Linked DNA regions of Homo sapiens: regions 1, 2, 3, 5, 6 and 7 are each linked to region 4. A link is a loop called in an ENCODE intact Hi-C map of the cell type or tissue named here. Cell type or tissue: mammary epithelial cell. All regions are shown on one strand.

Evidence for each region. Hi-C counts contacts between places; a loop is a spot of excess contacts. Peaks named below come from ENCODE experiments on the same cell type or tissue, not always from the same donor. Only the 100,000 strongest peaks of a DNase experiment are listed, where the experiment ranks them.
Region 1: it touches region 4 in a loop (8-fold over the local background); 89 of 110 quality-filtered maps call a loop at or near these places.
Region 2: it touches region 4 in a loop (9-fold over the local background); 84 of 110 quality-filtered maps call a loop at or near these places.
Region 3: a loop joins it to region 4, with 11 times the contacts of the local background. A loop is called at or near these places in 16 of 110 quality-filtered maps.
Region 5: it touches region 4 in a loop (7-fold over the local background); 48 of 110 quality-filtered maps call a loop at or near these places.
Region 6: a loop joins it to region 4, with 6 times the contacts of the local background. A loop is called at or near these places in 52 of 110 quality-filtered maps.
Region 7: a loop joins it to region 4, with 10 times the contacts of the local background. A loop is called at or near these places in 16 of 110 quality-filtered maps.

What each region holds. Positions count from the first base shown.
Region 1 is chr9:130,699,615-130,703,614 of GRCh38, forward strand. It overlaps EXOSC2 (exosome component 2), which reads left to right. Exons shown (of 9, transcript NM_014285.7): 6 at 1,253-1,321; 7 at 2,520-2,696; 8 at 3,439-3,567. Among named protein-coding and RNA genes, the nearest start is that of EXOSC2, 7.8 kb to the left of the region's middle. In mammary epithelial cell, a CTCF peak has its summit at 1,621 (motif pointing right); no DNase peak of the experiment used is centred here.
Region 2 is chr9:130,867,936-130,871,935 of GRCh38, forward strand. The region is part of intron 4 of ABL1 (ABL proto-oncogene 1, non-receptor tyrosine kinase); the gene reads left to right. Among named protein-coding and RNA genes, the nearest start is that of QRFP, 27 kb to the right of the region's middle. RefSeq lists an enhancer at 2,958-3,157. In mammary epithelial cell, a CTCF peak has its summit at 2,237 (motif pointing right); no DNase peak of the experiment used is centred here.
Region 3 is chr9:131,044,845-131,048,844 of GRCh38, forward strand. LAMC3 (laminin subunit gamma 3) reads left to right here. Exons shown (of 28, transcript NM_006059.4): 8 at 680-816. Among named protein-coding and RNA genes, the nearest start is that of LAMC3, 38 kb to the left of the region's middle. In mammary epithelial cell, a CTCF peak has its summit at 2,075 (motif pointing left); no DNase peak of the experiment used is centred here.
Region 4 is chr9:130,939,530-130,943,529 of GRCh38, forward strand. It overlaps FIBCD1-AS1 (FIBCD1 antisense RNA 1), which reads left to right and starts at 817. Exons shown (of 3, transcript XR_930398.3): 1 at 817-913. It also overlaps a transcript of FIBCD1 not described here. RefSeq lists enhancers at 1-350, 1,796-2,015 and silencers at 1,573-1,867, 3,784-3,957. In mammary epithelial cell, a CTCF peak has its summit at 1,726 (motif pointing left); a DNase peak (open chromatin) is centred at 1,712; H3K4me3 peaks cover 320 bases; H3K27me3 peaks cover 240 bases.
Region 5 is chr9:130,768,729-130,772,728 of GRCh38, forward strand. It overlaps a transcript of ABL1 not described here. Among named protein-coding and RNA genes, the nearest start is that of ABL1, 65 kb to the right of the region's middle. RefSeq lists an enhancer at 1-130. In mammary epithelial cell, a CTCF peak has its summit at 2,421 (motif pointing right); no DNase peak of the experiment used is centred here.
Region 6 is chr9:130,883,966-130,887,965 of GRCh38, forward strand. ABL1 (ABL proto-oncogene 1, non-receptor tyrosine kinase) reads left to right here. Exons shown (of 11, transcript NM_005157.6): 11 at 4-3,710. The coding sequence ends at 1,718. Among named protein-coding and RNA genes, the nearest start is that of QRFP, 11 kb to the right of the region's middle. RefSeq lists an enhancer at 1-564. In mammary epithelial cell, a CTCF peak has its summit at 2,279 (motif pointing left); a DNase peak (open chromatin) is centred at 2,206; H3K27ac peaks cover 540 bases.
Region 7 is chr9:130,996,967-131,000,966 of GRCh38, forward strand. No RefSeq gene overlaps it. Among named protein-coding and RNA genes, the nearest start is that of LAMC3, 10 kb to the right of the region's middle. RefSeq lists a silencer at 1,416-1,475 and an enhancer at 1,586-1,635. In mammary epithelial cell, a CTCF peak has its summit at 1,530 (motif pointing left); no DNase peak of the experiment used is centred here.

The DNA of each region.
Region 1 (4,000 bases), 240 kb before region 4:
TGTAACTTACGGTGGCCTGTGCTTTAGACTAGGCTTTTGTTAATGGTGTTAACTTTTAGCGCAGGGAGTGGAGAAGGTGTTGTTCACGTCAAGATATTAATGACAGGCCGAGTGTGGTGACTCATGCCTGTAATCCCAGCGCTTTGGAAGGCCAAGGAGGGAGGACTGCTTGAGCCTAAGAGTTCAAGACCAGCCTGGGCAACATAGCAAGACCCCCCTCTCTACAAAAAAATTAAAAAAGAATTAGCCGGGCGTGGTGGCACATGCCTGTAGTCCTAGCTACTCAGGAGGCTGGGGCCAGAGGGTTGCTTGAGCCCAGGAGCTCAAGGCTACAGTAAGCTATGATCACACCACTGCATTCCAGCTTGGGTGACAGAACAAGACTCTGTCTCTATTTTATGTTATTTTTTAAATTTTTCTTTTTTTTTAATGACGGAGTCTTGCTCTGTTGCCCAGACTGGAGTGCAGTGGCGCGATCTCGGCTCACTGCAACGTCCGCCTCTTGGATTCAAGCAATTCTGCCTTAGCCTCCCAAATAGCTAGGATTACCGGCGTGCGTCATGCCTGGCTAATTTTTGTATTTTTAGTAGAGACAGGTTTCACCATATTGGCCAGGCTGGTCTCAAACTCCTGACCTCAGGTGATCTGCCCACCTCGGCCTCCCAAAGTGCTGGGATTACGGGCATGAGCCACCATGCCTGGCCTCTGTCTTTATTTTATTTATTTATTTATTTATTTATTTATTTATTTATTTATTTTTTTGAGACGGAGTTTCACTCTTGTTGCCCAGGCTGGAGTGCAATGGTGGGATCTCGGCTCACTGCAACCTCTGCCTCCCGGGTTCAAGCGATTCTCCTGCCTCAGCCTCCTGAGTAGCTGGGATTACAGGCATGCGCCACTATGCCCGACTAATTTTGTACTTTTAGTAGAGACGGGGTTTCTCCATGTTGGTCAGGCTGGTCTAGAACTCCTGACCTCAGGTGATCGACCTGCCTCAGCCTCCCAAAGTGCTGGGATTACAGGTGTGAGCCACCGCACCTGGCCTTCTGTCTGTATTTTTAAAAAAAAGATATTCATGACAACCAAGGGGAGAGGTAAGGTCACAGTGATGTGCTCTGGGTCAAAGATTGTTGAGCCTGGACCATTGGAGAGGGGAGGAAAAGATGGAGGTGTGGGGTCAAGGGGAGAGGCTGCAGAGGACAGGACAGTGTGTGGCCAAGGCTGCTGTTTGTTCCTTCATCACCCTGGCCAGGCTGAGGTCCAGGCAGTGTTCTCTGACGGAGCTGTCTCTTTGCACACGAGGAGCCTGAAATATGGAAAAGTAAGTCGGGCTCTTGATGTTCCTGTTTGCTGACTGAGACTACAAGGCTATTTTTGAATCCCCATAGCTCTCTGGAATTCTGGCCTAAAGAACCCCAGTAGCTAAGCATTAATAGAGGCTGGCATCCCACAAACTGATCGTGTTCCTTAAACGTAACATCAGGACGGTCAGGGTTCACAGGGTCATGGGTCAGTAGCCTTGTAAAGAACAAGTTTTATCCTTTTTCTCCAAGGAGACTGACTTTCACCAGAAGAGCCCCTCCAACTGTGGGCTGGGAGGTGCAGCTGTCTCTCTTCCTCCAGGGGGCGCTGCAGCTCAGCACTGGGGCTGAGGCTGTCCTGGGAACAAAGGCAGGCTGGGTCTGGTTAAACAGCCCTTAGACAAACGTCCAATCAGTCCAGTGGATGTTATTGCTGGCAAAGCTTGCTCTGTCATCTGAGCCTCTAAATGGAATTTCACTGCTTTTCTTGTACGAGGTTGCATTATTGAAGCTATTTACTATTTTAAGGAGAGCATACTTCCTAAAACAAATTAGGATTTACTAGTCTCTTAGCTTTATCTGGGTGAACGTTTTTATTTTCTGAGTGGAACAAAAACCTCTTCCCTTAATGGAGTGGCTGCAGACAGCCACGTTGATGTACATGGAGTAGGCAGAGGACTGCTGCAGTATGCTGACTTTCACAACCCTGGGTCCTGCGGACTCTTCCTTGGCAGGACGTGGACTTGAGCTGTCCTGCCAGGACCAGACATGGATTTGCACCCAGCTCCACCCATCTCCTTACCTACCCAGAGGCACACATCTCACAGGCAAGATGAGTGTTTGGGGTTCAGGTATGAGCTAGGGTCATGGAACAACGCAGTGCTCCTGGGCCAGCAGGAGGCTCCAGCTCACTTCCTCATTGGCTTCAGCTTCTCTAATGTCTGGCACATGAGTTCTGGCTTAGAGTGCAAGGAAGACTGCAAAGGGAAATGACAGAGAAGAGTATTGAAGGTCACCTTCTGCTGGGATGTATGAATAGCCTCTGAGTCCCAAAGCGTTCTCTGCAAAAATGTGTACTATGTGTATGCATGTAGGCGACAGCAATTATAAACAGGAAGGACACCAATTTGAATATACTTAGGATGTATATTCTGTAGTCTCCTTTTCATTCATCCCGCCAATCTTGCAGTGACCTAGCTTCGTGATATATTTCTTTAGCTAGGTCAGGGGGTTTTGGTCCAGGTTTCCCCCTCCCTGGTGAAACGGCAGAAGACCCACTTTCATGATTTGCCATGTGGTGCCTCAGTGATTCTCGGTAACAACGGCTTCATCTGGATTTACCCAACACCTGAGCACAAAGAAGAGGAAGCAGGGGGCTTCATTGCAAACCTGGAGGTGAGCAAACACTGTGGCCATTTTCAGTGGGATGGAGGGGGCTCAGTCTTTGCTGTGTTTTTGTGGCCAGTGAAGTTGGTTGTTTTTAGCTATGTTACTGGTGTAGGCTGAGTCACTTTGACTTTCCATCACGGTATGTTCATGAAGCCCATATTATCTTCTCTTCTAAGGAGATGAATTCAGTGAATGGTTTGGTGTTTGTTGGTGGAGGTGGCAAAGTTGCAGGGTAATAGCCGAAGAGCCAGTGAAGAAGCCATTCTTTTTCTGTTTTTTTGTTTGTTTGTTTTGTTTTGTTTTGTTTTGAGACGGAGTCTTGCTCTGTCGCCCAGGCTGGAGTGCAGTGGTGCCATCTCGGCTCACTGCAAGCTCCACCTCCTGGGTTCAAGTGATTCTCCTGCCTCAGCCTCCTGAGTAGCTGGGATTACAGGTGTGCCCCACCATGCTCTGCTAATTTATCTATTTTTAGTAGAGATGGGGTTTCACCATGTTGGTCAGGCTGGTCTTGAATTCCTGACCTTGTGATCCACCCGCCTCGGCCTCCCAAAGTGCTGGGATTACAGACATGAGACACTGCACCCTGCCCCATTCCTTTTAATCTCCCTTGGAATTAGCTGTTTGGTTGATTTGGAGTTCCAGGGTGATACTGTCTGAGTCATAAATGATTTATTTGTGAATTTCTGTGGCTGGTCACGTATTTTGGTCCTGTTTGTATTTCCCTTCCCCTCTCTGTGTCTCCTTATAGCCTGTCTCTCTTGCTGATCGAGAGGTGATATCCCGGCTTCGGAACTGCATCATCTCGCTGGTAACTCAGAGGATGATGCTGTATGATACCAGCATCCTGTACTGCTATGAAGCATCCCTTCCACATCAGGTACTCTCCCCAGGGCCTCTCCCTTCTTCACTGATCTGTGAGCTGCTCTGTTGTTTGTTCAGAGACAATATGCACATCTCCCCAATACTTTCCCAACATCCGTCAGTATGAACTGGCCTGAAACAGCCTTAATGAGTGTCTGGTAGATCTTTCCCTAAGAAACTTGCAATATTCTCAATGCCTAGTGTCAGTCTAAGGATTTTGGGGCAGGAGGTGTCAGGTGGGACTAGTTTATGAGAGCAACCTCTGGACTACATCTTACCTCTCCCAAATTTCAGCCAGCTTTTGGATGAATGTCAGAATAATATCTTTGTTCTTGTCGACTATATCCCAGAGCATCTTGCTGATTTATTAGGCTGCTTCTAGCAGATCATATCTTGTAACGCTTAGTCTCTGAGACATGAAAGGAATACAGAAAGTTTATGTTAACGGC
Region 2 (4,000 bases), 72 kb before region 4:
GGTTTTTTTTTTTTTGCTTTTTGTTTTTGTTTTTGTTTTTTTGAGACAGAGTCTCACTCTGTCACCCAGGCTGGAGTACAGTGGCGTGATCTCGGCTCACCGCAAGCTCCACCTCCCGGGTTCAAGCAATTCTCCTGCCTCAGCCTCCCGAGTAGCTGGGACTACAGGTGCCTGCGACCACGCCGGCTAATTTTTTGTATTTTTAGTAGAGACAGGGTTTCACCATGTTAGCCAGGATGGTCTCGATCTCCTGACTTCATGATCTGCCCTCCTCGGCCTCCCAAAGTGCTGGGATTACAGGCGTGAGCCACCACACCCAGCAGTCTCTTCAGTGTATTTAGCTGTGTTGATCCTGATTCATCTGATGGGTGAAGGAATATTGGAAATAAGGATAATCCCTGTGGTGTTTCACTGTGCCTGTAACCTCTCTCACCTAGCATTTGGTTAACCAGAAACAGATGTGGAAACTGATCTATCTGTAGATAATGGCCCTGCTCAGGGAGGGGGTCCCTGCTGAGAGCGAGACATTGAAAGCCTGCTACACAGAAACTGCTGGAAGGCCAAGCCATTTCTTTTTTCTTTTTCTTTTTTTTTTTTTTTTTTTTTCAGACAGAGTTTTGCCCAGTAGTTCAGGCTGGAGTGCAGTGGCATGATCTCAGTTCACTGCAACGGCCTCCCAGGTTCAAGCAATTCTTCTGCCTCAGCCTCCTGAGTAGCTGGCATTACAGACTCCTGCCACCACGCCCGGCTAATTTTTGCATTTTTAGTAGAGACACGGTTTCACCATGTGGCCAGGCTGGTCTCGAACTCCTGGCCTCAAGTTATCTGCCTGTCTCGGCCCCCCAGAGAGGCCAAGCCATTTTTAAAAACAGTGTTCTTTTTCATGCTGTAGAATACCTGTGCTTGGGGGTGAGCAAAAAGGAGGAAACTGATTAGAAAATACCTATGAGGGCCGGGTGCAGTGGTTCATGCCTGTAATCCCAGCACTCTGGGAGGCCGAGGAGGGCAGATCACAAGGTCAGGAGATCAAGACCATCCTGGTTGACATGGTGAAACCCCGTCTCTACTAATAATACAGAAAATTAGCTGGGCGTGGTGGCAGGTGCCTGTAGTCCCAGCTACTCGGGAGGCTGAGGCAGGAGAATGGTGTGAACCTGGGAGGCGGAGCTTGCAGTGAGCCGAGATCGCGCCACTGCACTCTAGCCTGGGCGACAGAGCAAGACTCCGTCTCAAAAAAAAAAAGAAAATACCTGTGAGATGTTGAGTCTGGGAGAATGTATCTGTGAGAAGACAAACAACCCTAGTATTCATTAAAGAACCAGCCTTTGTTTTCTACAAGCTATCTGTTCGGTCTACTCAGGAATAGAGATAAACTGCCTTAATAGTAATAAAAGCAAGCACCGCTGAGTGAGTGCTGGCCTCATGCCAGGAACTGCTCTTGGCACTCTGTGCACAAGGGAGATACTGACATTCTTTCTGTTGTGCAGATGAGAAAACAGGCTCAGAGAAGGTGAGTAACTTACCATGGTCACACAGCAGCAGAGCTAGGTCAGTATAATCCACAAGTCATTCTCTTAACCGCTCCGCCGTACCGCCCAGAATGTTCATCTGCATCTGGGCCAGCCTCGTCAGTCCGTGCAAAGAGGCCAGTTGACCCATCTCCCTCCCTAACAAGCACAGAAGAGACCAGGCTGAAAATTCATAGCTTTCACTCAAAGTGTTTCCTTCACCTCATTCATCTGAGTTAGCTTTATTTTACTATATAAAGAGAATTTTCTTCAGCAAAATGATAGGAATTTTTTTAATGAAAGTAAAGGAATGTCACAGAATTGCGTCAGGGATATTTCCAGTTTAACACAACTACAAACGTAGGCTGTTTTGTTGTTGTTGTTTTGGTTTTCTATTTTGAGATGAAGTCTCACTCTGTCGCCCAGGCTGAAGTGCAGTGGTGCGATCTTGGCTCACTGCAACCTCCTGCTCCCGAATTCAAGTGATTCTCCTGCCTCAGCCTCCTGAGTAGCTGGAACTACAGGCATGCGCTACCACGCCTGGCTAATTTTTGTATTTTTAGTAGAGATGGGGTTTCACCATGTTGACCAGGTTGTTCCGGAACTCAGGTGATCCACCTTGGCCTCCCAAAGTGTTGGGATTACAGGCATGAGCCACCACACTCGGCCAGCTGTTGTTAATAGTTAAAATTATAAATTGGACAAGGTCTGATTCCAGCAGGGGGAGACAAATTCACATTGATTTTTCTATAAGAAAAGGAATTATTTGTACTTTCCTCCCTTGTGTGTTTGTGTGTATGTAAGAGAGACAGATGAGAAGAGGGCTGCCTTTGAGAGCCATGTTCCTTTTGCATGTACATACCTCTCAAGATTATTACATGGGTCTTTTAGAAGAGGGTCAGTAGCTATAAAAGCAAATGATATTTATGAAATGATTTCATTGTATGTGGTTTATTATGTAGTCTTCAAAACAGAAAAACCCCACTTGCTTCGAAAGCTTCCTTTGAGAGCTACTTTTTAACCATATTGTTGATCAAGCAAGATTCTTAAAGCCCCAGTCCTATACGTGAGCAGCATTGAATCCCCGGATACTGGCAGGCGTTCACTGTCCAGCCTTTGACATTAGCATGTCACCCTGGTAAATCAGAGCACTCCATGCCAAAAAACAGCATGGTCTGCTGAGCACATTAAGGAGCAGAGAGGGCTCAGAAGAATTAAACGGCCAATGGGGTGGTGACAGAGGTGAGCTCTTTCCCCCTCGGACAGCTTGGCATGGTGACTACCAATGAGGTTTAATTGACATTAAGAGCAGCTCACCATTTTTAAAGAGCGATAAATTGTTTCCAAGTTTCAGCCTCACGGAGCCCTGAGCTAAGAGATAATGGGCTGACACATAGCCTCATTGGTCACGCTTCACTTGTAAACAGGATTGGCCAAAGCAAGAAGGCTGTAAGTAAAGGTTGGCCCGTCCTCTGGAAGCCTCCCCCACAGCAGGGTGGGGAACTGGGGCAGCCATAGCAAGCAGGACCATCAGGACACGGTGTCTCCCAAACGGGCCGGAACATACAAGGTTCTACGTTTAATAGAAAGTTGATCAAGCCTTCCTCTTTGGGGAGCCTAATTTTTAAGCCATTCACTCTCTGTTCCCCTGCAGTCTTTTCTCTCCAAACTCTGTTGAAACTTGGAGGCATCTCGCTTCCTCCTTTGGCCTTTGTAGCCAGGTTTTCGCAGCAAACAGACCATATCATTTAACACCCACCTGCTTCTTGTTCTGATAGTCAGTTCAGTAGACAGTAGCATTTTTTAAGTCAAAAAGAGGCTTAGTGATGTAGGCCAAGGTCAAGGCTCTGTGTCATGGGGCTCTCCCCAGGGCTCAGTGCCACGGCACTTCAGACTTGACCCCAGACTGAAAAGATGAGAGGACCTGTAGAAGTCACGGCCTGTCTGTCCCGGGCCCATGCTCCTATCTTTTTCTCCCCCTTGGCATTTAGATACCATGGACTTGTTAAAATGTGACATGTACTGATGATCCTTATGAATTTGTTGGTAGGGGAGCTGCTGGTGAGGATTATTTTAGACTGTGAGTAATTGACCTGACAGACAGTGATGACTGCTTCATTAAGAGCCCACGACCACGTGCCAGAATAGTTCAGCATCCTCTGTTGCTACTGTACTTTGAGACATCGTTCTTCTTTGTGATGCAATACCTCTTTCTTGTCATGAGGGTCTCTTCCCTTAAATCAGGTACATTTCAGATTCTTCAGGTGATGTTTTTTAGGCTGAGTGTGTTAGCACCCCTTGGAAACCAGGTTCCCTGGGGAAAGTGTGTCACGTTTGTGGTGTTTGCCCGTATAGCTCTCCCACACCCCCACGAGCTCCAAGAGGTGGGGAAGCACATGTGGCCTGCCTAGCAGGCACCAGAAGCAGGTTGTCGGCACATGCAAGCCAGCTTTGCCCTGTTGCCTGGGGGAGAATTGAAAAGTTTGGCCCCA
Region 3 (4,000 bases), 110 kb after region 4:
AACAAGGATACCACTAAATGCAACACCGTGTCCTGGATGGGATCCTGCAGCAGAAACCAGACATTAGAGGAAAAAGTGGAGAAATCCTATTAAAGTCGCTGGGCGCGGTGGCTCAAGCCTGAAATCCCAGTACTTTGGGAGGCTGAGGCGGGCGGATCCCCTGAGGTCAGGAGTTCGAGGTCAACCTGCCAACATGGTGAAATCCCGTTTCTACTAAAAATACAAAAATTAGCCGGGTGTGGTGGCAGGCGCCTGCAATCCCAGCTACCCGGGAGGCTGAGGCAGGAGAATCACTTGAACCCGGGAGGCGGAGGCTGCAGTGAGCCAAGATTGCACCATTGCACTCCAGCCTGGGCCACAGAACAAGACTCTGTCTCAAAAAAAAAAAAAAACAACAACAACAAAAAAACAAAACCTAATAAAGTCTGGAGTTTAGTTAACTTAGTTTTGACAAATGTACTGTGGTAATGTCAGATGTCAGCATCAGGGGAGGCTGTCTGAAGCAGGTATGGGAACAATCTGTAATGTTCTTACTACTCTTCTAGAATTCTGAAAAAAAATTGTTTTTAAGTTTCTGCAGTGATTCTAGACTCTCATTGGTCCAGCTGGGATACCCTGGCCCCGCCCCTTCCTGGCTGATTCACGTGGCCCTCGTGGGCATGTCCTGCCTCCATTTCAGATGTCGCCCGGGGACCTTTAACCTGCAGCCCCACAATCCAGCTGGCTGCAGCAGCTGTTTCTGCTATGGCCACTCCAAGGTGTGCGCGTCCACTGCCCAGTTCCAGGTGCATCACATCCTCAGCGATTTCCACCAGGGTAAGAGATGCTCCCTGCAAACGCCTCCCAAGGGTCTGCTCCCAGCCTAGGCAGGTGATCCTGCCCTGGGGAGATCTTGCATTAGTGGATCTCCCATTGTGGAGAGGAGCCACAGGCCTGCACAGCCTAGGTGGGGTCGGGGGTGAGATGATGGCTCCCCAGTGCCCACCTGCGACCCCCAGCTCCCTCCCCAGTCCCTGACTCTTCTCTTTATACCCGTGGTGGGGTTGGGGGCCGGGTACGTGACGCTTTTTGGATCCTGTAGGGGAATTTCCCACTCACCCCGTTGAGACTGGCCTCCCTTGGTGTGTCTAAACACTGGGGATTCAGGCTCAGTCTCCTGGCCTCCACTTATTGAGCACCTGCTGTTTGCCAGGCACTGTGCTGAGCACCTAACATGCAAGGATTCTCATTCCCCTTTCAATGATGAAGTAACTGAGACCTACAAAAGGTAGGCCACTTGCCTGAGGCCACATAACAGTTGTGAGCACTGCATTTGTCAGCTCCTGAGTTTTGCTCCTTTTTTTTTTTTTTTTTTTTTTTTTTTTTGGACACAGGGTCTTGCTGAGTCACCAAGGCTGAAGTGCAGTGGTGCAAGATTGCACAGCACAGCTCACTGCAGCCACCACCTCCCTGGGCTCACGTGATCCTCCCACCTCAGCCTCCTGAGTAGCTAGGACCACAGGTGTGCACCACCGTGCCCGGCTAATTTTTATATTTTTTTCTAAAGACAGGGTTTTGCCATGTCTTTAGACCCAGGCTGGTCTCAATCTCCTGGGCTCAAGTAGTCTGCCCACCTCCGCCTCCCAAAATGCTGGGACTACAGGCGTGCACCACCATGCCGAGCTAATTTTTGTATTTTTTTTTTTTTTTTTTTTTTTTTTGTACAGACGGGGTCTTACCATGTTGCCCAGGCTGGTCTAGAACTCCTGAGCTCAGGCAATCCCGCCCACCTCGGCTTCCCAAAGTGCTGGGATTATGAGTGTCCGCGCCCAGCTGTTTTGCCCTTAACCGCTGTGGTGGCCTATACCGTGGTCCCTGACTCCAGGTGGCACAGCCGCATATTTAAAGAGGAAAGCAGCAGAGCTCGGAGCTCTGCATTAAACCAGAGGCTGCGTGGGCCCCAGCGATGTCCCACGGAGCGCCCCGCACCTTCCGCCTGTCCCCAGGAAGGAGCGAGGCATCAGCTGAAACAGAAGAACCTCAGGGCCGACGCTGGGGCGGCCCCAGACATGAGGGCCGCGCGCCCTCTGCTGGAAGCCGCGCAGAAAGCAGGACCGAGAGATGCGCGGACCGGCGCCGCGTGTCTGGGTCCTGGGTCCGGGGGTCTAGGGTGTCAGCGTTGGGCAGGACTCATTTTCTAGACCCTAAGAACAGTGTCATGATCTGTTCTCACATTGGGCCAGGCACTGGGTGTGGCCGGCCCTTCAGGGGTGTCATCTCATTTTGTCTCACAGTTGCCCTTGCGCAGGAGTTCTCAAAACTTTTTGGTCTCTGAATTCCTCTTTTTTTTTTTTTTTTTAAGACGGAGTCTCACTGTGTTGCCCAGGCTGGAGTGCAATGGCGTGATCTCAGCTCTCTGCAACCTCCGCCTCCCAGGTTCAAGTGATTTTCCTGCCTCAGCCTCCTGTGTAGCTGGGACTGCAGGCACCCACCACCACGCCCAGCTTATTTTTGTATTTTTAGTACAGGTCGGGGGTTTCACCATGTTGGTCAGGCTGGTCTTGAACTCCTGACCTCAACTGATCCACCCTCCTCAGCCTCCCAGAGTGCTGGGATTACAGGTGTGAGCCACCGCACCCGGCCTCTGGATCCCTTTATGCTCTTGAAAATTATTGAGAACCCCAAAGTGCTTTTGTTTATGTGGGTGGTTTGTATGGATATTTGCTGTCTTAGAAATGGAAACTGTGGCTGGGCGCAGTGGCTCACGCCTGTAATCCCAGCACTCTGGGAGGCCGGGGTGGGGGTGGGGGGAGCGGATCACCTGAGGTCAAGAGTTCGAGACCAGCCTGGCCAACATGACGAAACCCCGTCTCTGCTAAAAATACAAAAATTAGCCAGGCGTGGTGGCCAGCTCCTGTAATCCCAGCTACTCGGGAGGCTGAGGCAGGAGAATCGCTTGAACCTGGGAGGCAGAGGTTGCAGTGAGCCGAGATCGCGCCACTGCACTCCAGCCTGAGTGACAGGGTGAGACTCTGTCTCAAAAAAAAAGAAAACAAGTAGTTTTTAAATTTTTATTATTTTTATTTATTTTTATTTTATTTTTTTAGCAGAGACGGGGTTTGCCATGTTGACCAGGATGGTCTTGATCTCTTGACCTCATGATCCATCTGCCTCGGCCTCCCAGAGCGCTAGGATTATAGGTGTGAGCCACCACACCCAGCTGATTTTTTTTTTTTTTTTTTTTTTTTTTTGAGTCAGAGTCTTGCTCTGTCACCCAGGCTGGAGTGCAGTGGCACAATCTCAGCTCGCTGCAACCTCCGCCTCTCGGGTTCAGGCGATTCTCCTGCCTCAGCCTCCTGAGTAGCTCAGATTATAGGCAGCTGCTACCATGCCTGGCTAATTTCTGTATTTTTAGCAGAGATGGGGTTTCGCCATGTTGGCCAGGCTGGTCTCGAACTTCTGACCTCAGATGATCCACCCACCTCGGCCTCTCAGAGTGCTGGGATTACAGGCATGAGCCACTGTGCCTGGCCTTCTAGTTCCTTCTAAATGCCTGTCTGCAAACTTCTCTTCATGTTGACATCTTCCTTTCTCTGACCTCTTTCCCCACTCCGTTCCTTCCTTCTTACCCCTTGGCTGCCCCAGGTATTTGGCCTCTGCCTCATTGCCCGCTACCCCCTGGAGAGGCACCTCCTTAAGGTCACTCGCTGTGTGCTGGGCTGTGCTCCGTGTTAACTGCTGTGGCCAGAGGGAGGAGGCACTGAACTGGCACTGGGGACCAGAAGGCCTGGGCTCCCGTCGTGGCTGGGCCCCTTCCTAACCAGGTGGCCTCCTTGCCTGAGGTGCTGTTAATGACATGGGCCACTGGAAGGACAGGGTTCATGAGGTCACAGGTGAGAAAGTTCTCTGAGAACCTGAAGATGAGGTCAAGTCTGGTACTATTAGAGATGGCCCTGATGTCCCAGGGCCCCCATGTGGGGGTCTTCAGGCTGTCTTCATGCTGAGCTCAAAACCCCACTGA
Region 4 (4,000 bases):
CCCGCGGTCGGAAAGCCCACACGACGCCCCCTTGCCCGGGCGGCCCGTGGGCGAAATGGGGGTCCCCACCACTGCCACAGCCGCCGGCGCTGTGGTCGCGAGTACCAGCCGCTCCGCGCTCGGCCGCGCTCCCGGCCGATCGCCCGCGCTCCCCGGCGCGCCCCGCGTGGTCCCAGCCCCCGCCTTCTCCTCCGCCGGGAGGGGATTTGTGCCAGGAGGGGGCTTCTTAGTTGCCCCTTCCCACCAGCAGCACTTTTAAAAGCATTTAATCCGCCCGGAGCGGCCTTCGGAGGTAATTGACAAAGTCCTTAATCTGCGCGGCGAACGAGCTGCTATTGTGGCTTCTGACCGGGAGGCGCCCACACTGCCCGACGCCGCGCTCCCCTCCCGCCGCCCCGCCGAGCCCGCCGGCCGCCCCTCCTCCGCCCCTTTCTGCGTCCCCATCTTTTTCTGCTCCCCCAGCTCCAGACAGACCCCCGTTCCCCGCCCCCGCTTCTCCCCAAAGCTGTTTTCCGGCTCCCGGGGCGCCTTGGCCGCCGCGCTGTTCCCTGGCACCGTCTCCGTCTCTCCCCCACTGGCTGCCAGTCTGTCGCCCCATCTTCGTCCCTCTCCCGATCCCTCTACGCGTCCGGCACTGGCGGGGCAGACTGGTTGGGGGTGGGGGCCGCGTCCAGCCTGGGCTGGGGCACTCCCTGGACCCCGGAGCGGGGGACCCTGTGGCCCGGTGCCATCCGAGGAGACTGCCACCCGCCAGGCGCTGGGTTCACAAACCACCGGCTGTTTGTCCCCAGCCGCCTTTTCCTTCCAGGACAACCGCTGGCCTCACCTACGGCCCGATCCCGGCTTCCCGGACTGAGGCTGCCCGGGAGTTGGAGAGGATCCCACAGCAATGGCTGGGAGTCAGGAGACCCAGGTTCCAATTCTGGCCTCTGGCCCTTTCTGGCCCCTCGGCCTTTCCTATGAATTAAGAGGGTCAGCAGGTGATCTAGAGGGCCCTCAGACTTGGGAAGAAGGATGTGGTGGAGGGCACAGGGCCCTGGCTGTGTGGCTGAGGGCAAGCAACATACCTCTCCGAGCCTCAGTTTCCCCATGTAAGCCAAAGGGTTGACTGCACACGCTTCAGAAGGGCTCTGCCACAGTGCATCACAGCACCTGAGCAGGGCAAGGCTCAGATGTTCCTGCTGTGACCTTGGGCAGATTCCACGTCATCCCCAAGCCTCAGTTTCCTCGTAAACAAGGACTTGCCTATTGGTGGGGAGTGGCGAGGTTTGCAGGCCCTTGTGCAGTTACAGGCACAAAGCGGGCAGGTGGCGGAAATGCAAGGCTCTGACTCCACAGTTTGGCGAGAGGATGTAAACTCCAGACGCATTTGTGCACAGATGAAAGATCACCCTGGGGGGTGGAGCGGGGGTGGGGGGCTGAACTGAGAACCCACGGGAGGGGTGCTAAGGACCAACGGAGGAGGTCTTGGAGATGTGCTCAGAGTAGTCAGGGAGGCATCCTGGGATGGAGGGGTGTGAGCCCGCCCCCAAGGCCCATGAAGGCAGCATCCAGAAGTCTGGGTGCTGAAGGAAAGGCATTTCCAATGGCGGGGCCGCAGAAGGGAAGGCGGAGCTAGGGGAGTGACCCGGGCGTACCTGGGCAGGTGCAAACCGGAGGACCGGAGGACGCTCTGGAGGATCGCCTCCCGGGCCTGCAGAAGCGCGGTTGGACAGGTGAGCGGGGGCCACCTAGCGGCTCCTGCTGGGAGTGTTGGAGGAGGTTGGAGGTTGAATCATCTCACCTGCTCAGCCACAGGTTCAGCCTGCGGGAGTGCCTTACGTGTGTGTCTTCGGGAGCGGGCCTCACTCTGTCACCCCCTCTGTGCTGACGCCTCTGCTCAACACCCCAGGAGAAGGGTCAGCCGTGATGCAGGACTGGCATGAGCCTGCAGGCGTCTGCTCAGCGCTTTACACACTGCACTCAGCAGACACACTTAGGACATCGTTCTGGAAGAAGGGAGGGCCGCCCCCATTCACTGGAGCCTCCGAATTGGTGGAGAGGAATAAAATGGAAGTGGATCCCAGAAGCCAGTGCTGACCCACAGCCAAGATCTGTGCGAGAGAAAGGGCAGCCGACCCCACAGAGCAGACAGGCCCTCCACCCTCGGATTTCCCTTTGACAAGGCTGATGACCACAGAGCACTGGGGGCGAGCTGGGCTGTGCTCAGCAGGTGGGACAGGACAGAATCAGGGCTTTCCAGCCAGCCCAAGACTGAGCATTCCTTGTCAGGGACGAGCCAGCACCTCAGGGTGCCAGAACACAGGACCGGGAGGCTGCATGGTATTAGACTCGAGGTTGCCTGGTAACTTGTTCACTCTCTGCGCATCCCCTCACCTTCCTCTTTCTGGCTCACCAATTCTGCCTGTTCCTACTTTGCCTTTCCAAGGCCACCTGGATATGATGGCCCCACCAATGGGCAACTCCTATCTAGGACTGAACCAGGCATATCAATCATAAGTGGCAGATGGCCAAAGACAGCTGTCCTTGGTCAGGTACCAACCCATCAGACCTTGGTCAGGTCCAATGTGGGGGCATGGCTGCTGGGGCCCTAATGCAGGACCCCTCCCTTAGCAGGGAGTGGGTGCAGGGCAGGCAGTACGGCGACATGGGAGGGGTGGAAAAATAGTCCATGGGGAGACAAGGAAGAGCAGCAAGGGACATAGGGGGACAACATTCAGGGTGCCAGCCGTGACCAACAGCCACCTGTTGGAAGCACCCTCACGCTCAGCGCTGTGCTGGGCACCTCATATCCTCCCAGCCCCCTAATAAGTGAATACTATTGTCCCCACTTTGTGGATGAGGAAACTGATTCAGAAAGGTAAATTACATGACCTGGGTAATTGTGTAATTAATAAGATGATACGATCAATATGGGGCCAGGCACAGTGGCTCACACCTGTAACTCCAGCACTTTGGGAGACCGAGGCAGGTAGATCATCTGAGATCAGGAGTTCGAGACCAGCTTGGCCAACATGGTGATACCCCATCCCTACTAAAAATACAAAATTAGCAGGTGTGGTGGTGCACTCCTGTAATCCCAGCTACTCCGGAGGCTGAGGCAGGAGAATCACTTAGAACCTGGGAGGCAGATGTTGCAGTGAGCCGAGATCGTGCCACTGCACTCCAGCCTTGGCGACAGAGTGAGACTGTCTCAAAAAAAAAAAATCAATATGGAATTACCATTTACCAAACATTTCCATGTGCTGGATACAGCAATACCATTAACAATACCATCTTATTTCAAGTAATCCTCACCCAAGACCTGTAAGTGTTATTAATAGCCTCATTTTCTAGATGAGGCAACAGAAGCTCAGAGAGGTTAAGTAACTCAATCAAGACCACACAGCCATTGGTGGGGCAGAATTTTTTTTTTTTTTTAACACGGAGTCTCGATCTGTCGCCAGGCTGGAGTGCAGTGACGCAATCTCGGCTCACTGGCTCTCTGCAACCTCTCGGGTTCAAGCGATTCTCCTGCCTCAGCCGCCCAAGTAGCTAGGACTACAGGCACACGCCACTACGCCCAGCTAATTTTTGTATTTTTAGTAGAGACAGGGTTTCACCATGTTGGCCAGGATGGTCTCGATCTCTTGACCTCATGAATTGCCCACCTCAGCCTCCCAAAGTGCTGGGATTATAGGCATGAGCCACTGCGCCTGGCCGGTGGGGCAGAATTTGAACCCTAGTGTGTGCACTTCCAGAGACTATCTCTCTTTCTTCAATACCTCGGTGCCTCTTCGTCTGCCAGAGCTGGGCCTGAGCCACCCGGTGAGCGTGCTGAGCCAGCATGCAGCAGGGCTTAGCGGACGTGGGCAGAATAGCCAATGTGCCAGTCTCTCGGGGCCTGGGGGACTGGCTGGCCAGAAGGTCGGGACCTCTGGTCCCCATCCACTCAGCCTCTGCCCCGCACTGCCAAGGGTACTCAGCTCTCGCCATAAAGCTGTTTCAACTTGACTCTGAC
Region 5 (4,000 bases), 170 kb before region 4:
CACTCTATAGGGTCTTTGTGAGAATTAAATTAAAACCCCTATGAGAAACCTAACTAGAGACAATTGGAAGTAACTTAAATATTTGTTCATTGGGAACAGCTACATAATTGTGGCTGTCATTCTGTACAACACTCTGTGGCTGTTAAAGAGCTAGAGGTAGTTTTATGTGGATTGATGTGTTCAATGTGTTCAATGGAAAAGCAAGGGTAATATAATCCCATTTATACTACAGAGAAAAATCGGGTCTGTAAATATGTTGAGAAAGGTCTGTCGATAGTGGTTATCTTTTGAGAGTGGAATGGATCGGGGTGGGTATGGCCTGGGGACGTGAGGGGGAATTTTTCACTCTTTATTTCACATACATCTGTCATTGGCACAGAAAATTAAGCAGTAAACCTAAAGAAACAGAATAGTGCTTGTTGTATAGTTAGATCAATAACTTGTAACTATTATAAAAGGTAGTTATAAAGTTAGTAAGGGCCAAAGGTCTAACTAGAGTAGGTCGGTTATAGAGGAAAACAGTTTAATCAGTTGTTGTTTAACTTTTATGGAATGCAACTTCTTTAGCTTTAATTTGGAGAGCCAAACTATGGCCCTAGTCTTTTTTTTTTTTTTTTTTTTTTGAGTTGGAGTTTCGCTCTTGTCCAGGCTGGAGTGCAATGGTGCTATCTTGGCTTACTACAGCCTCCACCTCCCGGGTTCAAGCGATTCTCCTGCCTCAGCCTGCCAGGTAGCTGGGATTACAGGTGTGCACCACCATGACTGGCTAATTTTGTATATATATATTTTAAGTACAAATGGGGTTTCACCGTGTTGGCCAGGCTGGTCTCAAACTCCTGACCTCAGGTGATCTACCCACCTTGGCCTCCCAAGGTGCTGGGATTACAGGTGTGAGCCACCGTCCCCGGCCCCTAGTCTTTTATTGTATTGTATTGTATTATTTTTTAGTCAGGTTTATTGAGGTATAATTTACATATCATAATATTCCCCTTCTTTATTATACAGTTCTATGGACTTTGACAAATACATACACTTGTGAAATTGCCACCCCTTTTGAGATACAGAACAGTTCTATCACCCCCTAGAATTCCCTTGTGCGGCCCTTTTGTAGTCATCCTTTCTCTCTTCTCCCAGCTGCTGGCAACCCTGATCTGTTTTTTTGTCCCTGTAGTTTTGCCTTTTCCAGAATGTCATATCAATGGAATAGTACAGTCTGAAGCCTTTGAATCTGGCTTCTTTCATTCAATATAATGGGTGAGGAGTCAACCACGTTGTTGCATGTTATCCACATTTCCTCCTTTTGTGTCTCTGAGTAGTATTCTCTTGCATAGATGTACCACAGTTTGTTTATCCATTCACCAGCTGAAGGACAGTGCTCCAGGGTCCTAGAGCACAGAACTCTGGCTTTGTTGTCTTTATTTCTACCAGTTGTCTCTCTCTCTGTCTCTCTCTCTCTCTTTTTTTTTTAAACCCTAGAAGATTATTAAGATTTATAAGACTGGGTATGGTGGCTCATGCCAGTAATCCCAATGCTTTGAGAGGCCAAGGCGGGAGGATCACTTGAAGCCGGGAGTTCAAGACCAGCTTGGGCAATGTAGCAAGACCCCATCTCTACAAAAAATTGAAAAATTAGCCGGGTGTGGTGGTGCACACCTGTAGTCCCAGCTACTCAAGAGGCTGAGGCAGGAGGATCACCTGAGCCCAGGAGTTTGAGGTGATAGTGAGCTATGACTGCACCACTGCACTCCAGCCTGGGCCACAGCATAAGCACTTGTCTCCAAAAATGTTTAAAAGATTGACAATACAGTCTTCTTCAGAGTCTCCATAGGAAAGGAGCGGCACGAAATGCAAATTATTTGGAGGTTTTGGAGGTTTCAAACTTTTAATTACTTGGCACATATAGTGCTTACTGTGTGCAGGCACTGTTCTAAATATTGCTTTCAAATATTTAAAAGTGCTTAGAACAGTTACAGCACATAGTAAATGCTATATATCTGCTTGTTAAATAAATAAAAATTTAAGTTTCCAAATAATCTGTATTTCACATAAAAGAGAAGAGATGTGGGACAATATAAATAGGCAGGAGACCAGGGTTGTAGACCCGGTACTATCACATTCCCAGCCTACCCCTTAACCTAGTCCCTTGGGTGAATTACCGACTCTGGGTCTCACTTACTAACATGAAAGGAGGTTCATAATCTGAATCCTCCTGAAGGAACAGATAATATCTCAACTCTTAATAGTTGAACTCTAAAATTTGGTCAGTATAAAAGTAATGTTATAAAATGTGTCTATATCTGTTTATTTTACATTGTATTGGGCCTGGATAATTGGTTTCTTCCTTTTTACATGTATATAACATCCTATTGGGATCTGTATTAAAAGTGTACTAAAAACATTCACCACATGGTGGTGCTCCCTTCAAAAGCCAAACTGAAAATTGTAGGCCAGCATTGAGTATTAGGCATGGAGTTGATAGGGGCAGCTGTATGTATGTATGTATGTGTGTGTGTGTATGTATGTATGTATGTATGTATGTAGAGATGGGGCCTCACTATGTTGCCCAGGCTGGTCTTGAACTCTTGGCCTCAAGTGATCTTCCCACCTCAGCCTTCTAAGTAGAGTGCCAGTTTATATTCTACATTTGTGCTTTAAGTTTTTTTTAGGGAAGTAGGGTCCTGTCATTTTATTAGCTTGATAACTTATACAGATGCCAAAATACAGGAACATTTGTTCTTTCTTAGGCATTATGACATATTCATGTACATTAACTGATGTTATACTTTTTAAGTGTTCCAAATATCTTCACTCAGAAGTTTATGTGCTTGACAGGAAAAGAAAAAATACATCTGTAAGGAAAGTATCATAGGTATTTATCCTTCAAAAGCTGATGTTTTTATTTATTTATTTATTTTTAACCTAATGTGTTCTTAAGTCATACTGGGATAGCAGCAGTACCCAGCCTAAGAGAAGCTGCAGTATAGTTTCCTTGGTCAAATGACTTTTTCTTTCTTTCTTTCTTTCTTTTTTTTTTTTTTTTTTTGAGACAGAGTCTTACTCTGTCGCCCAGGCTGGAGTGCAGTGGCAGAATCTTGGCTCACTGCAACCTCCTCCTCCTGGGCTCAAGCAATCCTCCCACCTCAGCCTCCTGAGTAGCTGGGGCTACAGGCACGTGCCACCACGCCCAGCTAAGTTTTGTATTTTCAGTAGAGATGGGGTTTCGCCATGTTGACCAGGCTGGTCTCAAACTCCTGGCCTCAGGTGAGCCGCCAGCCTTGGCCTCCCAAAGTGCTGGGATTACAGGCATGAGCCACTGCGCCCAGCCAAAAGTTGGTGTTTTTAAAAAATGCTTCCTGGTAACTGCCTTAGGGAGAATAATGTTAACATTTCAGTTGTGATTCTCTTGAAGCACAGTATTTCCCTGCCTTTTAGATTTGAAATGGATACTTCTAAGCAGTTGTGACTGGCTGGATTTCAGTCATTTACATCGGAACACTGGTCTGGTCAGCTCACCTGCATCTTTGGTAGAGAGATATCTCCCAAACATACACTCTCCCTGAAGGATTTTCATCCTTCATATGCTTATCAATTCCCTTGCCAAGTATTTACTGTTTGTCCACATGAGTACAAGGCATTGAGCTTGTGCTACTGTAGACTCACAGATGGTCATGATTTTCAGGAATTGAATAGAGAAGATGAAACACTGAGACACTGGATTCAAATGCTAGACCTTACTGGGTTGACGTTAGTAATAGACATGTGAAGAATTATAGCGGTTGAGAGGAAAGAGACATCTCCTCACTAGGGTGACTGGTCAGGGAAAAAGATGGGAGTGGTTTTTGGTGGGAGAAGAGGAGGAGACGGGATCTGGGCATATGAAGAGGCCTGGGGTACTGAGGTGGAATTTCACCACACCCCAAATCTGTTGAAAAGAGGAAAGTGTACAGGCAGGAGACACAGAATCTGGCCAGAGTGAATGTCCTGAGCAAGGGCATGGGAA
Region 6 (4,000 bases), 56 kb before region 4:
CAGATCCTCTGGACCATGAGCCTGCCGTGTCTCCATTGCTCCCTCGAAAAGAGCGAGGTCCCCCGGAGGGCGGCCTGAATGAAGATGAGCGCCTTCTCCCCAAAGACAAAAAGACCAACTTGTTCAGCGCCTTGATCAAGAAGAAGAAGAAGACAGCCCCAACCCCTCCCAAACGCAGCAGCTCCTTCCGGGAGATGGACGGCCAGCCGGAGCGCAGAGGGGCCGGCGAGGAAGAGGGCCGAGACATCAGCAACGGGGCACTGGCTTTCACCCCCTTGGACACAGCTGACCCAGCCAAGTCCCCAAAGCCCAGCAATGGGGCTGGGGTCCCCAATGGAGCCCTCCGGGAGTCCGGGGGCTCAGGCTTCCGGTCTCCCCACCTGTGGAAGAAGTCCAGCACGCTGACCAGCAGCCGCCTAGCCACCGGCGAGGAGGAGGGCGGTGGCAGCTCCAGCAAGCGCTTCCTGCGCTCTTGCTCCGCCTCCTGCGTTCCCCATGGGGCCAAGGACACGGAGTGGAGGTCAGTCACGCTGCCTCGGGACTTGCAGTCCACGGGAAGACAGTTTGACTCGTCCACATTTGGAGGGCACAAAAGTGAGAAGCCGGCTCTGCCTCGGAAGAGGGCAGGGGAGAACAGGTCTGACCAGGTGACCCGAGGCACAGTAACGCCTCCCCCCAGGCTGGTGAAAAAGAATGAGGAAGCTGCTGATGAGGTCTTCAAAGACATCATGGAGTCCAGCCCGGGCTCCAGCCCGCCCAACCTGACTCCAAAACCCCTCCGGCGGCAGGTCACCGTGGCCCCTGCCTCGGGCCTCCCCCACAAGGAAGAAGCTGGAAAGGGCAGTGCCTTAGGGACCCCTGCTGCAGCTGAGCCAGTGACCCCCACCAGCAAAGCAGGCTCAGGTGCACCAGGGGGCACCAGCAAGGGCCCCGCCGAGGAGTCCAGAGTGAGGAGGCACAAGCACTCCTCTGAGTCGCCAGGGAGGGACAAGGGGAAATTGTCCAGGCTCAAACCTGCCCCGCCGCCCCCACCAGCAGCCTCTGCAGGGAAGGCTGGAGGAAAGCCCTCGCAGAGCCCGAGCCAGGAGGCGGCCGGGGAGGCAGTCCTGGGCGCAAAGACAAAAGCCACGAGTCTGGTTGATGCTGTGAACAGTGACGCTGCCAAGCCCAGCCAGCCGGGAGAGGGCCTCAAAAAGCCCGTGCTCCCGGCCACTCCAAAGCCACAGTCCGCCAAGCCGTCGGGGACCCCCATCAGCCCAGCCCCCGTTCCCTCCACGTTGCCATCAGCATCCTCGGCCCTGGCAGGGGACCAGCCGTCTTCCACCGCCTTCATCCCTCTCATATCAACCCGAGTGTCTCTTCGGAAAACCCGCCAGCCTCCAGAGCGGATCGCCAGCGGCGCCATCACCAAGGGCGTGGTCCTGGACAGCACCGAGGCGCTGTGCCTCGCCATCTCTAGGAACTCCGAGCAGATGGCCAGCCACAGCGCAGTGCTGGAGGCCGGCAAAAACCTCTACACGTTCTGCGTGAGCTATGTGGATTCCATCCAGCAAATGAGGAACAAGTTTGCCTTCCGAGAGGCCATCAACAAACTGGAGAATAATCTCCGGGAGCTTCAGATCTGCCCGGCGACAGCAGGCAGTGGTCCAGCGGCCACTCAGGACTTCAGCAAGCTCCTCAGTTCGGTGAAGGAAATCAGTGACATAGTGCAGAGGTAGCAGCAGTCAGGGGTCAGGTGTCAGGCCCGTCGGAGCTGCCTGCAGCACATGCGGGCTCGCCCATACCCGTGACAGTGGCTGACAAGGGACTAGTGAGTCAGCACCTTGGCCCAGGAGCTCTGCGCCAGGCAGAGCTGAGGGCCCTGTGGAGTCCAGCTCTACTACCTACGTTTGCACCGCCTGCCCTCCCGCACCTTCCTCCTCCCCGCTCCGTCTCTGTCCTCGAATTTTATCTGTGGAGTTCCTGCTCCGTGGACTGCAGTCGGCATGCCAGGACCCGCCAGCCCCGCTCCCACCTAGTGCCCCAGACTGAGCTCTCCAGGCCAGGTGGGAACGGCTGATGTGGACTGTCTTTTTCATTTTTTTCTCTCTGGAGCCCCTCCTCCCCCGGCTGGGCCTCCTTCTTCCACTTCTCCAAGAATGGAAGCCTGAACTGAGGCCTTGTGTGTCAGGCCCTCTGCCTGCACTCCCTGGCCTTGCCCGTCGTGTGCTGAAGACATGTTTCAAGAACCGCATTTCGGGAAGGGCATGCACGGGCATGCACACGGCTGGTCACTCTGCCCTCTGCTGCTGCCCGGGGTGGGGTGCACTCGCCATTTCCTCACGTGCAGGACAGCTCTTGATTTGGGTGGAAAACAGGGTGCTAAAGCCAACCAGCCTTTGGGTCCTGGGCAGGTGGGAGCTGAAAAGGATCGAGGCATGGGGCATGTCCTTTCCATCTGTCCACATCCCCAGAGCCCAGCTCTTGCTCTCTTGTGACGTGCACTGTGAATCCTGGCAAGAAAGCTTGAGTCTCAAGGGTGGCAGGTCACTGTCACTGCCGACATCCCTCCCCCAGCAGAATGGAGGCAGGGGACAAGGGAGGCAGTGGCTAGTGGGGTGAACAGCTGGTGCCAAATAGCCCCAGACTGGGCCCAGGCAGGTCTGCAAGGGCCCAGAGTGAACCGTCCTTTCACACATCTGGGTGCCCTGAAAGGGCCCTTCCCCTCCCCCACTCCTCTAAGACAAAGTAGATTCTTACAAGGCCCTTTCCTTTGGAACAAGACAGCCTTCACTTTTCTGAGTTCTTGAAGCATTTCAAAGCCCTGCCTCTGTGTAGCCGCCCTGAGAGAGAATAGAGCTGCCACTGGGCACCTGCGCACAGGTGGGAGGAAAGGGCCTGGCCAGTCCTGGTCCTGGCTGCACTCTTGAACTGGGCGAATGTCTTATTTAATTACCGTGAGTGACATAGCCTCATGTTCTGTGGGGGTCATCAGGGAGGGTTAGGAAAACCACAAACGGAGCCCCTGAAAGCCTCACGTATTTCACAGAGCACGCCTGCCATCTTCTCCCCGAGGCTGCCCCAGGCCGGAGCCCAGATACGGGGGCTGTGACTCTGGGCAGGGACCCGGGGTCTCCTGGACCTTGACAGAGCAGCTAACTCCGAGAGCAGTGGGCAGGTGGCCGCCCCTGAGGCTTCACGCCGGGAGAAGCCACCTTCCCACCCCTTCATACCGCCTCGTGCCAGCAGCCTCGCACAGGCCCTAGCTTTACGCTCATCACCTAAACTTGTACTTTATTTTTCTGATAGAAATGGTTTCCTCTGGATCGTTTTATGCGGTTCTTACAGCACATCACCTCTTTGCCCCCGACGGCTGTGACGCAGCCGGAGGGAGGCACTAGTCACCGACAGCGGCCTTGAAGACAGAGCAAAGCGCCCACCCAGGTCCCCCGACTGCCTGTCTCCATGAGGTACTGGTCCCTTCCTTTTGTTAACGTGATGTGCCACTATATTTTACACGTATCTCTTGGTATGCATCTTTTATAGACGCTCTTTTCTAAGTGGCGTGTGCATAGCGTCCTGCCCTGCCCCCTCGGGGGCCTGTGGTGGCTCCCCCTCTGCTTCTCGGGGTCCAGTGCATTTTGTTTCTGTATATGATTCTCTGTGGTTTTTTTTGAATCCAAATCTGTCCTCTGTAGTATTTTTTAAATAAATCAGTGTTTACATTAGAATTCTTGGCAGATTGCTTCGGCCTGTGATCCTGCCCTGTTGTTCTGAGCCTGTGCGGTGGCGGGGCCGGGATGTAGTGGGTTCTGGTTTCCCGACGGGGCTGGGGCCCGGCATCAGGTCTTACAGAGCAGAACGGTGGCAGGTTGCCCCCAGCTGCCCAGGGCCTCTGCGGCCTGGGTGCCCACAGCCATCTTTCAGGCACTTGCCCTGCTATGCTCGGACCCTTTCTGTACCCTTGGCGCTTACCTGCTGGCAGCCTGGCCCCACCGGCATCACTGGGAGTGGGCTGTGC
Region 7 (4,000 bases), 57 kb after region 4:
GCCTTGCTCCTCTCACTCGCCTCCCACCTCCCCGCTTGGCACTTGCAGTTGCTTCTTCAGTTGTACCCTTCCCACTTCCCCTCCGGAGACCCTCTCCAACGCCACTCCTCTCCTTCCCGAATCAGCTCTCTCTGCCGGTGCTAAGGACAGCTCCCTGAACCCCTGAAGGAAATATTCAGGGGTCCCTGCTCCCAGAGCAATCCCAGACACAGGTGATCCTGGGGTAGGGCACAGGACCAAAGCCGCCTGTCCAGGCACACCCACCAGTGGGTCAAGGCCAGTGTGACACAGGTGCCACTTACGGACCCTAGGAACTAGTACCAGCAGGGGACCTCAAATGACATGGTGGGAGGTACTTAGGTGGCAGCAGGGCTCCACTTGGGGGAGGGATGCAGGGGCTGCCACCAGGTGTCAGGGAGAGGGGTTGGAGGTTGGGGATCTGGAGAGGGGCCCCAAAGCTCCAGGCTGCAGGGAAACTGAGGCCATGCAGCCTGTGGCTTCTGTGGGTTTCTGGTCATGTGTGTAAAGAGGGGACCCCCGGCTTCAGGGGTCAGATGTCTTGCCAGGGTGTGGGGCCCTACCAGAAGGTGCCACTCAGAACCTTCCCCTGATGGAGAGCTGGCAGCCCTCACCCAAAGACTGGCTTCCTCAGTTCTCCTGGCTCCTTCCCAGCCCTTTCCGGCAGTGCAGGTGTTTATTGTCCCCTTGTTGCCCAGATTTGGGGGGTTATTCTGAGACTTTTTTGTGGGTGCACAGACACCCCGATGCCCGGGGAGGATACTTTGCTTCCTGAATTCTGTAGACCCTCCCCGAACCCTATCCTAGGAGGAGCTGACCACAGGGATAGGAGAGACCCGGTCACATCCTGCCTTGAATGTGTCCCCAACAAACTGCTTCTCTTCCCTGGGCCTCAGTTTCCCCATTTGTACAGCCTGTGCCCTGGATCCAACCATCTTTATAGGCCCATCTTATCGGATCCCAGGCCACAGGGAAGCAGGGGATGTTTAGCCACCCCACCCACAGTGCCATCCCTTCTACTCACGCTGTCTGAACACAGCGGTCAGTCTGAGAGGCCAGTGCCCACCGGCCGCCCCATGGAGGCTGAGGGGCCTCAGGATGGGGGCCCGGGGAGTTTGTCCTCAGCAGTGGGATGGAGGGAGACCTGGCTCTGGCCCTGGGTCTGCCCACTCCCGCTGTGTGTTCCTGGGAGTCACCCCCACTCTGAGCCCCTCCTTCCCCCTTTGGGCTCCCCATAAACCTGGCTGCTCCACACTCAGCGCTGGGGCCCCGAGCGGCTGGGGAAGGGCTAGCGGGGGTCAGACGGCAGAGCCTCTTGCTCTCGGGGCCTGAGACGTGCTTGTGCCACTCACCCAGAAAGCAGCCTCGGGAAGGAGCTTTGTCCGATGGAGCTCCGCGCCCCCCTCCACGGCGCTGGTCAGCTCCCCTGCCCTGTGCAGCAATGGCCCGGGGTGTCCTAGGCCACCAGGGGCCAGAGAGGGGCCCGTCCCCGTATTGTGGCCAACATCGCCACCTGGTGGTTGGTCCCGGGTGAACTTGAGCAGCTGGACGGTGAGAGCTGGGAGGAGAAGCTGGGAAGGCAGAAGGCACGAGGTTGCTGGGAGACCTCCGCAAATGAGATCACCAGCCCAGGCAGGACGGTCCCTTCAAGGGCTGCTGCCAGGGCTGGGCGAGGTCAGTGAGCACCCAGTTGATGCCTCTTGAAGGAGCCCTCATCTCTAGCCCAGCCCCTAAAGGATCCGTCTTTGCCGGCCGCGGGGGTCTCATTCATTCCAGAAATGCTCCTGAACACCGCTCAGTGCAGGCCACGGGGACACCAGGCCGGGACACACGTGGTCCTTGTCCCCCAGGGGCTCACAACCTCCAGCCCCTGCAGACCCTCGCAGGACAAACTGCCACTGCCGAGAGGCCCACATCCTCTGGCCTCTGTGCCCTGCTCCAGCCTCACCCCACAGGACCAGCTCCCTACCCAACACTGCAAACACATGCCGACCTCCCCTGCTTGTGCACGCCTCTGGGCCTTTGCGCGTGCTCCTGCCTGGGACGCCCTTTCCTCTACTCATCCTTTACAGCTCAGCCTAAATGCTGCTTCTTCTGGGAAGCATCCTCCAGTTCCAGGCAGAACGAGCCACCCCACCCTCCTTGCACCCGTTCCAGGCACTGTCTTGTTGCATGTGTCTCGTTGCAGCGTCCAGACCTATGCATATCACGCCTCTGCCTCACTGACTGTGAGCCCAAGACAGGAGAAGTTCAACAGTGGGTAACAGTACGTTTGCCGAGGGACAAATGACCACAACTCAGTCTTATAAAACAGGTTCAAACGAGCCTTGGAATGTCATCTGGCTGTTCCCTTCTTTTCTTTAGTTAGAAAAAAGACTTTCTTTCTTTCATTCTTTTCCTTCCTTCCTTTCCTTTCTTTCTTTTTCTTTTCTTTCTTTCCTTTCTTTCTTCTTCCCTCCCTCTCCTTCTCCTCCTTCTTCTTTTCTTCTTTCTCTTTCTCTCTGTCTTTCTTTCCTTCCTTCCTTCTTTTCTTTTCTTTTTCTTCTTCTTCTTTTTTTTTTTTTTTTTTTTGAGACAGAATCTCACTCTGTTGCTCAGGCTGGAGTGCAGTGGCATGACCACAGCTCACTGGAGCCTCTACCTTCCAGGCTCAAGTGATCTTCCCACCTCAGCCTCCTCAGTAGCTAGGACTACAGGTGTGCACCACCATGCCTGGCTAATTTTTGTATTTTTTGTAGAGATAGGATTCCACTATGTTGCCCAGGCTGGTCTTGAACTCCTGGGCTCAAGCAGTCCACCAGCCTCGGCTTCCCAAAGTGTTGAGATTACAGGCATAAGCTACCACTTCTGGCCAATCAGACTATTTTTTAATGAACGCTTTTCCTCTCTAACCAGACCATGGGCTCATAGAGAGCAGGATCTTGTGGGAATTATAGCAATAACAATTTATGGAGCACTTACTCCATGCTGAGCTCTGAGCCAAGCACTTGCCATGTGCTTGTGTATATCCAACAGGAAGGATTGAACACAGGTCACTAAGTGCTCAGGAAATGGTTGGGAGGACTGGAGGGGCTGATACCTGGGACACCGCAGAACTGACCCACCAGGGAAGCTGCCACCACCTCTGAGGCTGCCACCGCTGTTGGCTCTGAAAACTCACAGCTGTGCCTGCAATCCAGGGGCTGGAAATAAGAGTCAGGAAGCACTGCTCCTGCTACCGCCACCACACAGAGACCTCTCAGCACACGCAGGACTGGAGAATGGGAAGCAGGTCAGGCTGAAAACCTCCCTTCTCTGTGACCTCACTTGCACCAGAAAAATCCACCAGAAGGGCAGAAGATGGCCTCTGCCCACTTCCATCTTCTAAATCTCAAGTGAAAATACCCGGCTGGCAGGACCTATTATTATTATTATTATTATTTAGACGGAGTTTCACTGTTGTTGCCCAGGCTGGAGTGCAATGGCGCGATCTCAGCTCGGCTTACCGCAACATCTGGCCCCCGGGTTCATGTGATTCTCCTGCCTCAGCCTCATGAGTAGCTGGGATTACAGCCACGTGCCACCACGCCTGGCTAATTTTGTATTTTTAGTAGAGACACGGTTTGTCCATGTTGGTCAGGCTGGTCTTGAACTCCTGACCTCAGGTGATCTGCCCGCCTCAACCTCCCAAAGTGCTGGGATTACAGGCATGAGCCGCCGCACCCGGCCTGGCAGGACCTATTCTACATACAGGGCCCTAGCAGCAAAGGCAGCCGGGAAGAGTAGCTCTTAGGGTGGCAAGCTTGGCATATCAGGGAGGCATCCAAGAAGGAGGGGAGACCAAGGCTTCACTACCCTCCACAGCCACACAGGAGGTGGAGATAGAATCTGAACCCAGGTCTGTTCCTGAACACCATGTGGCCAATGGCTTCTGTGTCGCACAGATTGAATTGAGAAGATGACCAATTAATTAATCCAGGCAGAGTCCTTGATTGAGAATTAG